Linked DNA regions of Homo sapiens: regions 1 and 3 are each linked to region 2. A link is an interaction called in ENCODE POLR2A ChIA-PET data of the cell type or tissue named here. Cell type or tissue: MCF 10A. All regions are shown on one strand. Region 1 overlaps CT75 (cancer/testis associated transcript 75). Region 2 overlaps SGPP2 (sphingosine-1-phosphate phosphatase 2). Region 3 overlaps CT75 (cancer/testis associated transcript 75).

Region 1 (4,000 bases), 110 kb before region 2:
AGACAGAGAATAAATTATGCCGATACCATGTATTCAATTATTCATTACTTTGAATTGAAATGCCAATTTGGTTATATATCAAGCTACCATATATCCTTAGATTTGTTCCTGTTCTATTTTATTGCATTGTTCTATTAACATCTCCACTATGATATATCATGGTAGACTGTTCTATATTGGAGTAAATAAATAATTAATTAAAATTATTATGAGCCTCGCACAATGGCTCACGCCTGTAATCCTGGCACAATTGGAGGCTGAGGCTGGCAAGTCACTTGAGCTCAGGAGTTCGAGACCAGCCTGGGCAGCTTAGAAAAACCTCATCTCTACTAAAAATACAAAAATTAGCCAGGCATGGTGGCACACTTCTGGTCGCAGCTACTCAGGAGGCTGAGGTGAGAGGATCACTTGAGCCCAGGAGATGGAGGCTGCAGTGAGCCATGATTGTTACACCTTTGCACTCCAGCCTGGGCAACAGAGCCAGAGCCTGCCTCAAAAATAATAAAATAAAATTATGTTACTTTGTTGACTATAAACATACTGTTCTTAAATTCTTTCAGTATTACTTCACAGACACTAAAATATAAAATGTTTTAGGCTAACGTACAGGAATACTATCTTATCATAGTGGGTTTGTCATGAATTTTAATAGTTGGGAAAGTAAGATAGTATCTATTCCCTTACTTGTGTTTATGTTCACATGCACATATACACATCTTCCTCAAAAATTACTGGCTTTTCTCAGATATTAATCCCTTCACATAAAGTTTATATTTGTTTTGTCTATTTTAAAACATTGATATTATAACTGGGGTCACATTAAATTGTTGCATCCATTTCCACACTGGATTAGAAAATCTTTCTCTCTTAGCTCAAATTTCATTTTATATCCCTCAATAAAAATCATAGTTTTCTAAATAAATGGCCTTTGCCCATCTTGGGTTGTGGTTTTTTTTGTTTGTGTGTTTGCTTTTGGTTTGGCAAATATGAATGGAATTTTTTTTCCATTTCTACTTCTAACATATTACTGCTATTATAAAATAAGATTATTGTGAGTATTTTTGTACATATATCTTGTGCCTAATTACATTATCAATTTCTCTTATTATTTTTTAAAGAAGTTTATTATCTTCTTAGTTTTTCTAAATATACAATAATTTAAAAAAGAAAACATAGTAATATAGTCATTTTTGTCTCTACTTTTTCAATATTTATAATGACTCTTTCCTTCTCTCATTGTTTCAGTTAAAACTGGATATTATAATTGTGGGCATACTTTTTTTTTTTTTTTTTTGAGACAGAGTCTTGACTTATTACCCAGGCTGGAGTGCAGTGGCATGATCTCAGCTCACTGCAACCTCCATCTCCGGGGTTCAAGTGATTCTCCCGCCTCGGCCTCCCAAGTAGCTGGGGTTACAGGTGTGGACCACCACGCCGGGCTAAGTTTTGTATTTTTAGTAGAGCTGGGGTTTCACCATGTTGGCCATGCTGGTCTCAAATTCCTGAACTCAGATGATCTGCCCAGCTCGGCCTCCCAAAGCGGTGGGGTTACAGGTGTGAGCCACTGCGCCCAGCCGTGGGAGTACTTCTTGATCTTAATTTTAAAGGAAATGACTTCAAGATGTTATTTTCTAGTATAGTAACATCTTGATTATTGATTGTTATGATTGTCACAGGATTTTTATGAGTGGTCTTTAGCATATTAATATATTTCTTTTTATCCCATGCTTTTTGTTGAAAATGACTGAATATTGATATAATAATATGATCTTTTATCATTTACTGTGTTGTTTAATAAACTAATTTGATAGATATCTTAAAGTTGAATGATATTTATGAATAAGAAACTTTAAACTTTTAGAAATCATAATTTTAATTGCAATAAACATTTTAATATAGCTTTTTAAATATTTAGGATTATTCCTTTTGTATTTATTTAAAAAACATTTGTGAGGGACTTTGTAACTTTTTAGAAATCTTACTTAGTTTATAAAATCTTATAGAAGGTAAAATACAGGAGTGACCTTACAGTGTAGCATATATAATAAATTATTTGGACAGATTTTGGTTCTCTCTTCTATTTGTGTTCTATATCTAATAGAAAAAAAAATCACATTACACTTTCTACTTGAGAAATGCTTGAATTGTACTTAGGCCAATGTCATAAAGATTATTAATTTGTTTCAAAATCTACATTGAAACTTGTAGATTCAGAGATAAAGTGTATTCTGAAGGGGAAATACCCTCTCTACCCTCATTTTTCTTTTTTAAATCAGAGACAGGGTCTCTCTTTGTTTCCCAGGCTGAATTGCAGTAGTTATTCACAGATGTGATTGATCATAGAGTACTGCAGCCTCAAACTTTCAGGCTCAAGCGATTCTCCTGCCTCAGCCTCCCGTGGAGCTGGGATTACAGGAGGAGCCACTGAGCCTGGCTGAAATTTCCCATTTTAATGAAATATATGGTAAAGAGGAATAGATTGTAGTTACCATAATATTATGATATTATGCAAATGAAGTTGAGTGAGAGAATTACTGCTTCTATTTGAAAATGAAACAAAACAGAATTATATTTGATGACAGTTTTGAATTTTTACAGTTCATTATAGTTTTCAGGATACTTTGTTAATTAACAGATATTTAATACAGTTCAAGAAATTTGCACCTTTATATCTCATTCATCTCTGTTTATATATTATGGATCAAATATAAAGGGAAAGCAGATGCAACATTTTATGTGATAATACAGCACCAATGATATAACTAATGGTCCTACCTTCTATTTGTACTTTACTGTTTCTGTTTCTAGTCATGGATTAACCCTGTAATGGTTGAAATATTTTCAGTAGCAGACTTATTTTTCAATGCTAACAGGAAAAATAAGTCTAGGAAATTATGTTCAAATTATAGCACACAGTCTAAGAGATTATTCGCCTCAAATAAAAAAATGTGATGATGTCCCTTAGCTTCTCTCCTACAGTTTCTTATACACGGGTCAGATTCAAAGCTTCTGTGTTAAGTAAACCCAGAGAAGCCTACCAGCTGAGTAAGGCCAGGGAACATAAAAAAAGTGGCAAAAGCATTGGTTAAGAAAGATAAATTTGTAAAAATTGGGCAATATCTGATTTATTTTACTTCTTGAGCTAGACTGCAAGAATGAGCTTAGGCAGAGATAATGGAGGAGACGGTCATTTGGTGAGGTGTTAGGGCACTAGAAAGAGCTGGATGCTTTATAAATCCTGCTCCAGCTACTGACGGATGCTTGAAATTCCACTGTTTGAGTTTCTTTCTTTTTTTCTTTTTTGCAGTTTCTTACATTTTTAGGATATAGTACCACTTTGAGAAGCCAAAGGAAGCAATGGTAGGCATCCCAGGAAAAAACACACAGACATCAACTCAGAATGCTTTTGTATCATTTGGAATAAAGAACACACATTTTTCTACTTGTACAGAATATAAAAATAATATTTTATGCTTATGCTTCACTCGCATTTTTTCAGGCAGAAATTCATGCTCGTTCTTGGAAAATACGCAAAATTGTTGCAAAGATACGCAAAAACATACAAAATTTTCCAAACAAACAAGTAAAACAAAAGGTACATTTTAATCTGCTCAAAAGTTAATCTAACAGCAAAGGTGCTGTTGTTTAGCTTGAATGAGAGGATGAAACTGTAGCATGCTATCTGATGAAATGCCAATGTCATCTTTGTCAGTGGATTTCATCTCTCCTTTTGACTGATAAGTGATGAAAAACTGTTGTTCACATAGTTCATAAACGTAATAATGGAATCAGAGCTCCCATAGTACATTTTTTGAGACAAGGGCAGGCCTGAGTCAAGCAACATCAGATTTCTTCAAGACTCTGCTTAGGTTAAACCATGTAGCATCAATTCTTTTGTGAGGTCATTATTGGCGGAATCTGCACATTTGATGTCAGCAAGTTAAGGATCATAAACACAGGTTTAATTTCAAGATCACTGGAGCAGAAATAAGCATCAAAA
Region 2 (4,000 bases):
CTTTTTTTTAACTATTTAATGTTTACTTCATATTGATTTATAAACAACAACCTCTTTGTGAATTTCCTTCATAATATAGAAAATGTATTTTGACCAAATGTATAATGCATTTTTATTGTCTTAATTAACTGGAATTCCAACATTCCCTTCCCCCATTTCTTTGCTTTTAATGAAAAGTAGCAAATGAATAAAAACCATACAAAAAGAGAAAAAAAAAAAAAAAACTGCAATCAGAGATTTAACCAAACAAAACTCCCCACTAAAACCAAACTTTCCAGAAACAATTTTCAAAGTTCCTATGAAATCAATCATCTGGAGGGATATTTTAAAGGGAAAAAAGTGCTCTGTAAAATGATTAGCTTAGTTTCTTCATGTGACCTAAAAAAGGGCAGGTGGATGTAATCAACTTCTCACCCCATTGATGGCGAATACTTTGAAAGTCATATTAATCATTTAGAAAGTATGTGACCACACATGAGACACTCCAGTTGCCTCTTTGTCTGGTCTCATAAGTGTGTACAGAATTATTTTGATGTGCCCAAGGCACCTAAACCCTACACGCTCTGTGTGGCTGACTGAGAAACTGCAGAGCAGATGTCTGAAGGGCTGATGTGCTGAGCCCTGGGCTGTGTCGTGAGGCACAGCCATCTCCAGCTAGCCTTGCTTTTATCTGCCACTTGCTAGACTTTCCCACTGACCACAGGCTCCCCGCAGCTTTGTGCCTCGGTTTATAGATTGATGGCAATGCAAGGGGACTAAAAGTAAAGGAAGATAAATATCAAACTCTTAATCAAAGGAAGGAAGAGAAGGGAAAAGATCTATAAATTCAAAAATATTTTTTCATGTTTGCTGAGCATGGTAGCAGAGATACATGGAAACTCATGGCCTAGCAGTTGTTTAATGCTGATGGGTGGAGTAATCATCATTATTATTATCAACAAGAACTTTTATTTACTCAGCACTTTCTGTATGTCAGGCACTGTCTAAATGCTTCTCATGCATCGATGCATTTAATTTTCACAGCTCTGTAAAGTAAGTACAGTTGACTCTTGAGCAACATGGATTTGAACTGTTTGGGATCACTAATAATAGATTTTCTTTTTTTTTCACATCAATTTGTACTTTTATTTCTTATTCTTGAGGTTAGATTCTAAACCCTAAAGATATCCAAACTGTATTAGATCTACTTATCTATAGCCAGAGACAGCTTCTATCATGTTGTCCTTAGCAGCCAAGGTTATTAAAATGTCTTTTCTCCAGGAAGATCCAATAGGAAAAAAGAAAGAAACCTCTCTGATTAGGCTTCAACCATACCCCACCCTCCATCATATTGACTGGATAGGCATAATGGAAACCAGAACATGTGGTTTCCAAAAAAGAAAAATCCTATGAGGGAGGGGAGGAGGGGAGAGGAAGGATTCAGCCAGTGCCCAGAGTCAAATTGAGTAATATCAATTTCACTCTCCTTCACAGATCTTCAAGTTGTATGTTCATGGAGTAGTTTAGGAATAAATCCATGGTTTGTGGAGTACTAAAATACCTAGTTGTCTGCTTTATTACGTTATGGCTTTCCCCAGCAGTTTCCAAGGCAAACTGGCAGGAGAATTTGGCTGGAACTACATGCAGGACTGTAGAGATTCCTCTCCACAGTTATAGAAGGGACTGTTCCAGGCCTGATTGTTCCAGAACTGGGTGCACCAGGTCTGAGTGTTCCAGGAGTAGTTGCTCCAGGACTGGATGTTCAGGCTGTGGTTGCTGCAGCTTGAATTGCTCCAGGTCTGGTTGCTCCACATTGGAAGGTTTCCAGTCGTGTTCACCAGGCATTCCTGGTGGTAAGAAGAGTAGAGGCTGGGGTAGGTAGGTGCTGAGGCCTGAGTCACACCATTGCTATTCTGCGGCCAGTTGTTTTTCTGCCACCTCTTAGATTTCATTCTCTGGTTCTGGAACCAGGTCTTCACCTGTTTGTAGCTAAGGTTCAGGATATTGGAAAGTTCTTGCATCTGTTGAAGGCTGAGGTATTTCTGTCTCTGAAATCTATCATTGAGTACACACAGCTGGGTGGAAGAGAACACAGTTCTGGTCTTCTGTTTCTTGACTGGGACCTTGTCTTCCTTCTTTTGTGGCGCTATTCTCTGCAGCAGTGGGTTGTTTGCCTTTGGGACTGGTAGGAGAATCAGGACTATCCTCAGATCCATGGAGGAAGGAAGAGGAGAGACAGTCGCAGTGTGAGGCATCTCAGCAGGAGACATTTGCAAGGATGGATAGTTTCTTCAGGCCCACAAATGACAGGCATAGGTGAAGATTCTTTACAATCAGATGCTTTGAAGCCAGGCAGGTTTGGGGACAAGCTGGATTCACACTCATGTTATTACTGGGGAAGAGAAGTAAAAAATTTAAGAGCTGGACTGGAAAAAAGGCTAAGGCAGCGTTAAGACTTTTCTGGAAGATCTTAGAGAAATATGACCTCCAGAAGTGAAAGTATCAAGAAGTTGGGATGAAGTGAGCCACCTCCACAACAACAGGAGGCAACCAGCTCAGCCCAGCAAAATGTCAATGACAGATTTTCTTCCACCTCTGCCACCCCTAAGACAGCAAAACCAACCCCTCCTTTTCCTCCTTCTCCTCAGCCTACTCAACATGAAGACAAGGAAAAAAAAAATGTGATGATCTACTTTCACTTAATCAATATTAAATATATTTTCCTTATGATTTGCTTAATAACATTTTCTTTTCTCTAGATTACTTTATTATAAGAATACAGTATATAATGCATAGAACATATAAAATATATGTTGATTGACTGTTTATGTTATAAGTAAGGCTTCCAGTTAACAGTAGGCTATTAGTAGTCAAGCTTTTAGGGAACCAAATGTTATATGCAAATTTTTGACTGCACAGGGGTCAGCACCCCTAACCCGTGCATTGTTCAAGGGTCAACTGTATTTTATGTTATATAGTTGAGGAAACGGAGGCACAGTGAGATTAACTCACTTGTCCAGGGCCACACAGCTAGTGAATAGTAAAGCAAGGATTGAAACCCAAGTTTTTAACAATAGTACTGACCTGCCTCTTTTGATAAGCGTGCTAGAGAACATTTGGTTTATTTCCAAAAGTGTAGATGCATTTTGTAATCTTTTACTTTTGTTAACAATTACCATTTAATTTTCCTCTCTAGCAAGGAGGTCCTTTTGAATCCTTCAAAAATTTAAGCATTTTTACTTCATGATTTTTTTTGCCAATACAAACAGAAAATTTTCTCTCTAACCTGCAAGCATCTGAAGATAAAGAGAGGAGAGCCTGCTGGTGTTTATCTTTCTCAAAAAGATAACGGGAAATATGACTCAGGTGGCTCTTGAGAGATGCTGTTCCCATTGCTGATGTTCAGTGTTTTATATCTGCTGTCTGGATTTGACTTGGAGAAAAGCATGCAAGGTGAAATGTGCTTACAACTCTCTGCCAAGGTGAAAACCTCAATACTATAATAGGAGAGCTTGGATGAGGAAGGAGTGAGTTCAGAGATAAATAACTTGACTCTATCTTGTGATAAATTCTGAAGTGGTCTGTTATGAAAGTCCCTTTCAGACCTATGGGTCAAAGTAGATTTTCTTTAATGTGAACCACAGTGATTTCACAGGTACAGTGTAATGGAGGACCAGAAACACACATAGACTTGTTCCTGGATAGCTGAGCTTCTTAGACTTGACAAGCAGGCTTCTGCTTGATTAGCTGAAAACTCAGGCAAGTGTGAGCCTCATTCCCTTCTGTGAAAATGAGGCAATTGGACCAAACAGTGGAGCTGTTAAAAAAAAAAAAAAAAACAGGCCAATTTGAACCTCACTCCAGATCTAGTAAATCAGGCTCCTGGAGTAGAGTCCAGGTATGTGTATTTTTCAAAGCTCCTTGGGTGTCATTAAGAACCCGTAGATGGCTACTTTCTAACCAGAATGTGTGCTAATGGCATGCTCCACTTTTATTTCTCTGTCTCTTCAGACAACAAGCA
Region 3 (4,000 bases), 120 kb before region 2:
TTGTATCCAAGAAATCATTGCCAAGTCTAGTGTCATGAAGCTTCACTTATATATTTTCTTCTATGAGTTGTATAATTTTAGGTCTTACTTTTAGGTCTTTAATTCATTTTGATTTAATTTTTGTATATGGTATAAAATAAAAGTCAGCTTCATCCTTTTGCACATGTATATCCAGTTTTCTCAGTACCATTTCTCCACTTCTCTGTCCTTTCCCCCTTGAGTGACCTTGGCACCCCTGTCAAAGATCATTTGATTATACACATGGGTTTATTTCCGGGCTCTCTATTTTTTTTTTTTTTTTTTTTTTTTTGATACAAAGTCTCACTCTGTCACCCAGGCTGCAGTGTGCTGGCGCAATCTTGGCTCACTGTAACCTCCACCTCCTGGGTTCAAGCAATTCTCCTGCTTCAGCCTCCTGAGTAGCTAGGATTACAGGTGTGTGCCACCACACCTGGCTAATTTTTGTATTTTTAGTAGAGATGGGGTTTCACCATGTTGGCCATGCTGCTCTGGAACTCCTGACCTCAGGTGATCCGCCCTTCTCAGCCTCCCAAAGTGCTGAGATTACAGGCGTGAGCCACTATGCCCAGCTGGGGCTCTCTATTTTATTTCGTTGGTCTATTTGTCTGTGCTTGTGACAGTGCCACATTGTTTTGATTTCTGTAGCTCTGTAATATGTTTTGAAATCAGGAAGTGTGAATGCTCCAACTTTGTTCTTCTTTTCCAAATTTGTTTTGGCTATTCAGGGCCCCTTGAGATTCCACATGAATCTTAGAATGAATTTTTCTACATTTGCAAAAAAAGTATTGGAATTCTGATAGGGGTTGCATTGATAGTCACTGTTCTTTGATAAATCCAGTGAAGAATCTTAAAAACATAGTGAAAACTACTGAGACCACAGGAAAAATTTCAATAGCTAGAAGCTTGTATAATTTTTCTCAATCTCTTTGTAAAACAAAACTATTACAGCAGAAAATTATGCAAGCAAACATGTTTGTCTTAGTGCATCTTCTTTTCAGATCTATACATACAGTTTAAATGACACCTATTAGAAAAGAATGAGAGAAACAATTGATTCCTTTGAACATGGTAGTCTTAATAATAATAATAATAGTTATTATCAAAGTACCATATAATTTTTTGGTTTTTATGTTAAAGCATTTAAATTCCATTGTCTCATTTCATTATAGTCTGAAGCAGAATTTCCTGAAATTATGGTCTCTAAAATATTAGTTCCTCAAAAAAAAGTTTTTGTCATCAAATAATTTGGGAAGTATTCCAAACTACATTCTATATTTTCTACTCATTAAAGGCTCTGAGAAGTACTGTTACAAAGATGTAAAGAAATCAGTTCGATGTGGTATAAACAAGTGTTTATCAAATTTTTACAGCCTCAAAATTTTTCTTTTTGTAAACCTGTATCTAAGGTATGACTAAAAGCCTTAAGAGAAGAGAATTTTAAAGAAACAGATTCAGATGCTGCATTATAAATATTGAGTGGTGCAGGAGAGAAAGTGCATAAGACAAAGGGGCACATCTACCAACATAGGAATCGACTTCTCCCTTTATACCTATAAAGGGCTAAAGCTGGGAGTGAGATTCGACATGTATGGAGAACCGGATGTGTTAACAATAAAGAAACAGGCTAATTTCTTCCATATGCCATTCGCATCATCTATTTGAAGCCATGTACCATCCTACGTGCAGCAGTACCTTTGCTGAAAAGAAACAAACAGATTCTAAGGGTATATTGAGCCAAGATAGACTGCCTCTGTTAGATGGTATCTGCTTAATTGACTCTTCACATGATGATGTTTTTGTAATATTTCCCATAGATGGAAATAAGAGACAAATCACCTTTCATCTAGCATGGTTAATCATAATTGGTTGTTTATGTATTTTTGTCTCTGACCATGATACATCCTCCCTCTTAATTTCTTTTGTATTTTAAAAAATGTCTTCTTCCAAAACATTATAAGAATTCAAAAACCTTTAAACAATGTATTATTTATCTTTCTGGCCACACAGATTCCTTCAGAGTCATTACAATCCATCAACTGTGCATTTGCTGACTTAATAATAAGCAGATTTGGTTTTCAGGAGACTGAGGCAGTTGTAAAGCGCAGATCCATTAGGTTCTTTCCCATCCACTATTAGAGTATGTGGGTGAGGTACTCACTTCAAGCAGGGGCAAGCCCATGGACCTGAAGCTTATACCATTTTGGAGGTCCTTTTTAAGAAAAATAATTAAAACTGCTTGGTAAGAAGTTAAGTATTCATTTAGAATTATAAAATAAACCACTGCCACAACAAAACATTTAAAGTTGATAAATTCAGGAACGATCTCAAAATCCAGAAAAAAATTTTTTTCAACTAATTAGCTATCTGACATACCCCTCAATAAAATTATTTGTCTGCATACTATTTGATTGTCTATTCATGCCACAAGAATTTTGTCATACTTTCTGGGAGAGACTAGAAGAAGAAATCAGTATTTCTTCTAGCATGGTGGATCAAACAACATATTTTTAAAAAATTAATAGTATGGAAAGGTTCCTTTTGGCTTCACAATTTGTTGGTATTGGCGCGTACATTTTTAGGATTATTATTAATTTTGGAAACACTTCTCTCAAGTGAATTTCATATATGGGCTGTAAAATTTCAAGGCATTTTAGGGATTTGTTTGTTGCAGGGAGTAATTTTAAGTACTCTGAATTGACGACACTCACTGACCAGCTTATCTTTGGTGTCCCTAATAATGTGGCATATTATGAGGGTTATATGGGGCCCTTCACCTTCCTTTTATAAAGTTAGATGCACAGATATAGGGAGTGGTAAGATTAGGACTGAAAATTGTTTTCTGCACTGGGACAGCTAACCTCTACACGGAAGAATCTGTGAACTGCATAAATATTTCACTAAACCAAAACCAAAGATCAACTTCCTTAAACACGGTCCAAAAATGCCCGTGGCTTCTTCGATGCTACCTAACCCTAACAAGGGGAAGTTGAAGTGGAAAGAAACAATGGTCTTAAAGATTTGCAGTTAAAATATATTCCTGTGAATTTTATGAGAACATATGGACATGGGAACACTTCAAGTTCAAATAAGGGGTCTTGAAACAAGCTTCATTGGTTTCATGGTAAACCCACTTCTGGTTTAAACTCAAATTTTCTTCACCAGAGTTGCTATTGTTACTTTTAAAAGAATGCACATTTGTCTATTGAACTAAAGGGACAGAGTATATAGAAACTATTCAAATACATGAAAGACAGATACATGACTGTATCCCAGCTGGCCAGATTATTAATCTAATCAACCAAGGAGGGGCCTCAAAATGGCTGACCAGAGGCATCCGGAGCTGCCTTCTCCACAAAGAACCAAGATAGTGACTGCATAATCACACTTCAAATAGATCACCGAGAGAGAGAGAGAGAGAGAGAGAGAGAGAGAGAGAGAGAGAGAGACAGAGAGAGAGAGACAGAGAGAGAGAGAGAGAGAGAGAGAGAGAATGCTGGAATTTAAGAGAGAAGTGACAGGAAACATGTAAGACAAGGAAGGAGGGGGAAGGGAGGCAGCCTGCTCAGCAGGCATCTGCTGGGAGCCTAGAGAAGTTCTCCAATGTGGGAAAAGGGTGAATGAGAAACCCCCGGCAGGTCCACCTTCTTACCATGGACTCCTGAAATCCTAGCCCGGACCCTGAGCCATTCAACTCAAGCAGCCCCTGAGACTAACATAGGGAGCTGCCTGGAGACTTCCCACAGTATTCATTCTGAGAGGAAGCTCACACAGGGTCCTAGACAGCTCCTAAATCCTAAGCAGCTACAGGAAGGCACCATTTTGAGAACACAGCCCCTATCATACTGTATTCTGCTGGAGGGCCCAATAGCCCCTGTATCTTCACATCCCTGGAGCCCCATTGACATTCTCCACCTTTATTCACCACCGCAGCTGGCTCTGCTGCCAAGGCCAAAATGCAAGCCATTGTCAGTAACCCAGC

The links. Peaks named below come from ENCODE experiments on the same cell type or tissue, not always from the same donor. Only the 100,000 strongest peaks of a DNase experiment are listed, where the experiment ranks them.
Region 1: POLR2A ChIA-PET joins it to region 2 with 8 read pairs; 4 of 35 experiments call an interaction of 5 or more read pairs at or near these places.
Region 3: POLR2A ChIA-PET joins it to region 2 with 5 read pairs; 3 of 35 experiments call an interaction of 5 or more read pairs at or near these places.

What each region holds. Positions count from the first base shown.
Region 1 is chr2:222,344,685-222,348,684 of GRCh38, forward strand. The region is part of intron 2 of CT75 (cancer/testis associated transcript 75); the gene reads left to right. Among named protein-coding and RNA genes, the nearest start is that of RNF228, 27 kb to the left of the region's middle. In MCF 10A, no CTCF peak of the experiment used is centred here; no DNase peak of the experiment used is centred here.
Region 2 is chr2:222,450,933-222,454,932 of GRCh38, forward strand. All of the region lies in intron 1 of SGPP2 (sphingosine-1-phosphate phosphatase 2), which reads left to right. It also overlaps the pseudogene NANOGP2. Among named protein-coding and RNA genes, the nearest start is that of SGPP2, 28 kb to the left of the region's middle. RefSeq lists an enhancer at 638-687. In MCF 10A, no CTCF peak of the experiment used is centred here; a DNase peak (open chromatin) is centred at 1,789.
Region 3 is chr2:222,329,352-222,333,351 of GRCh38, forward strand. All of the region lies in intron 1 of CT75 (cancer/testis associated transcript 75), which reads left to right. Among named protein-coding and RNA genes, the nearest start is that of RNF228, 11 kb to the left of the region's middle. In MCF 10A, no CTCF peak of the experiment used is centred here; no DNase peak of the experiment used is centred here.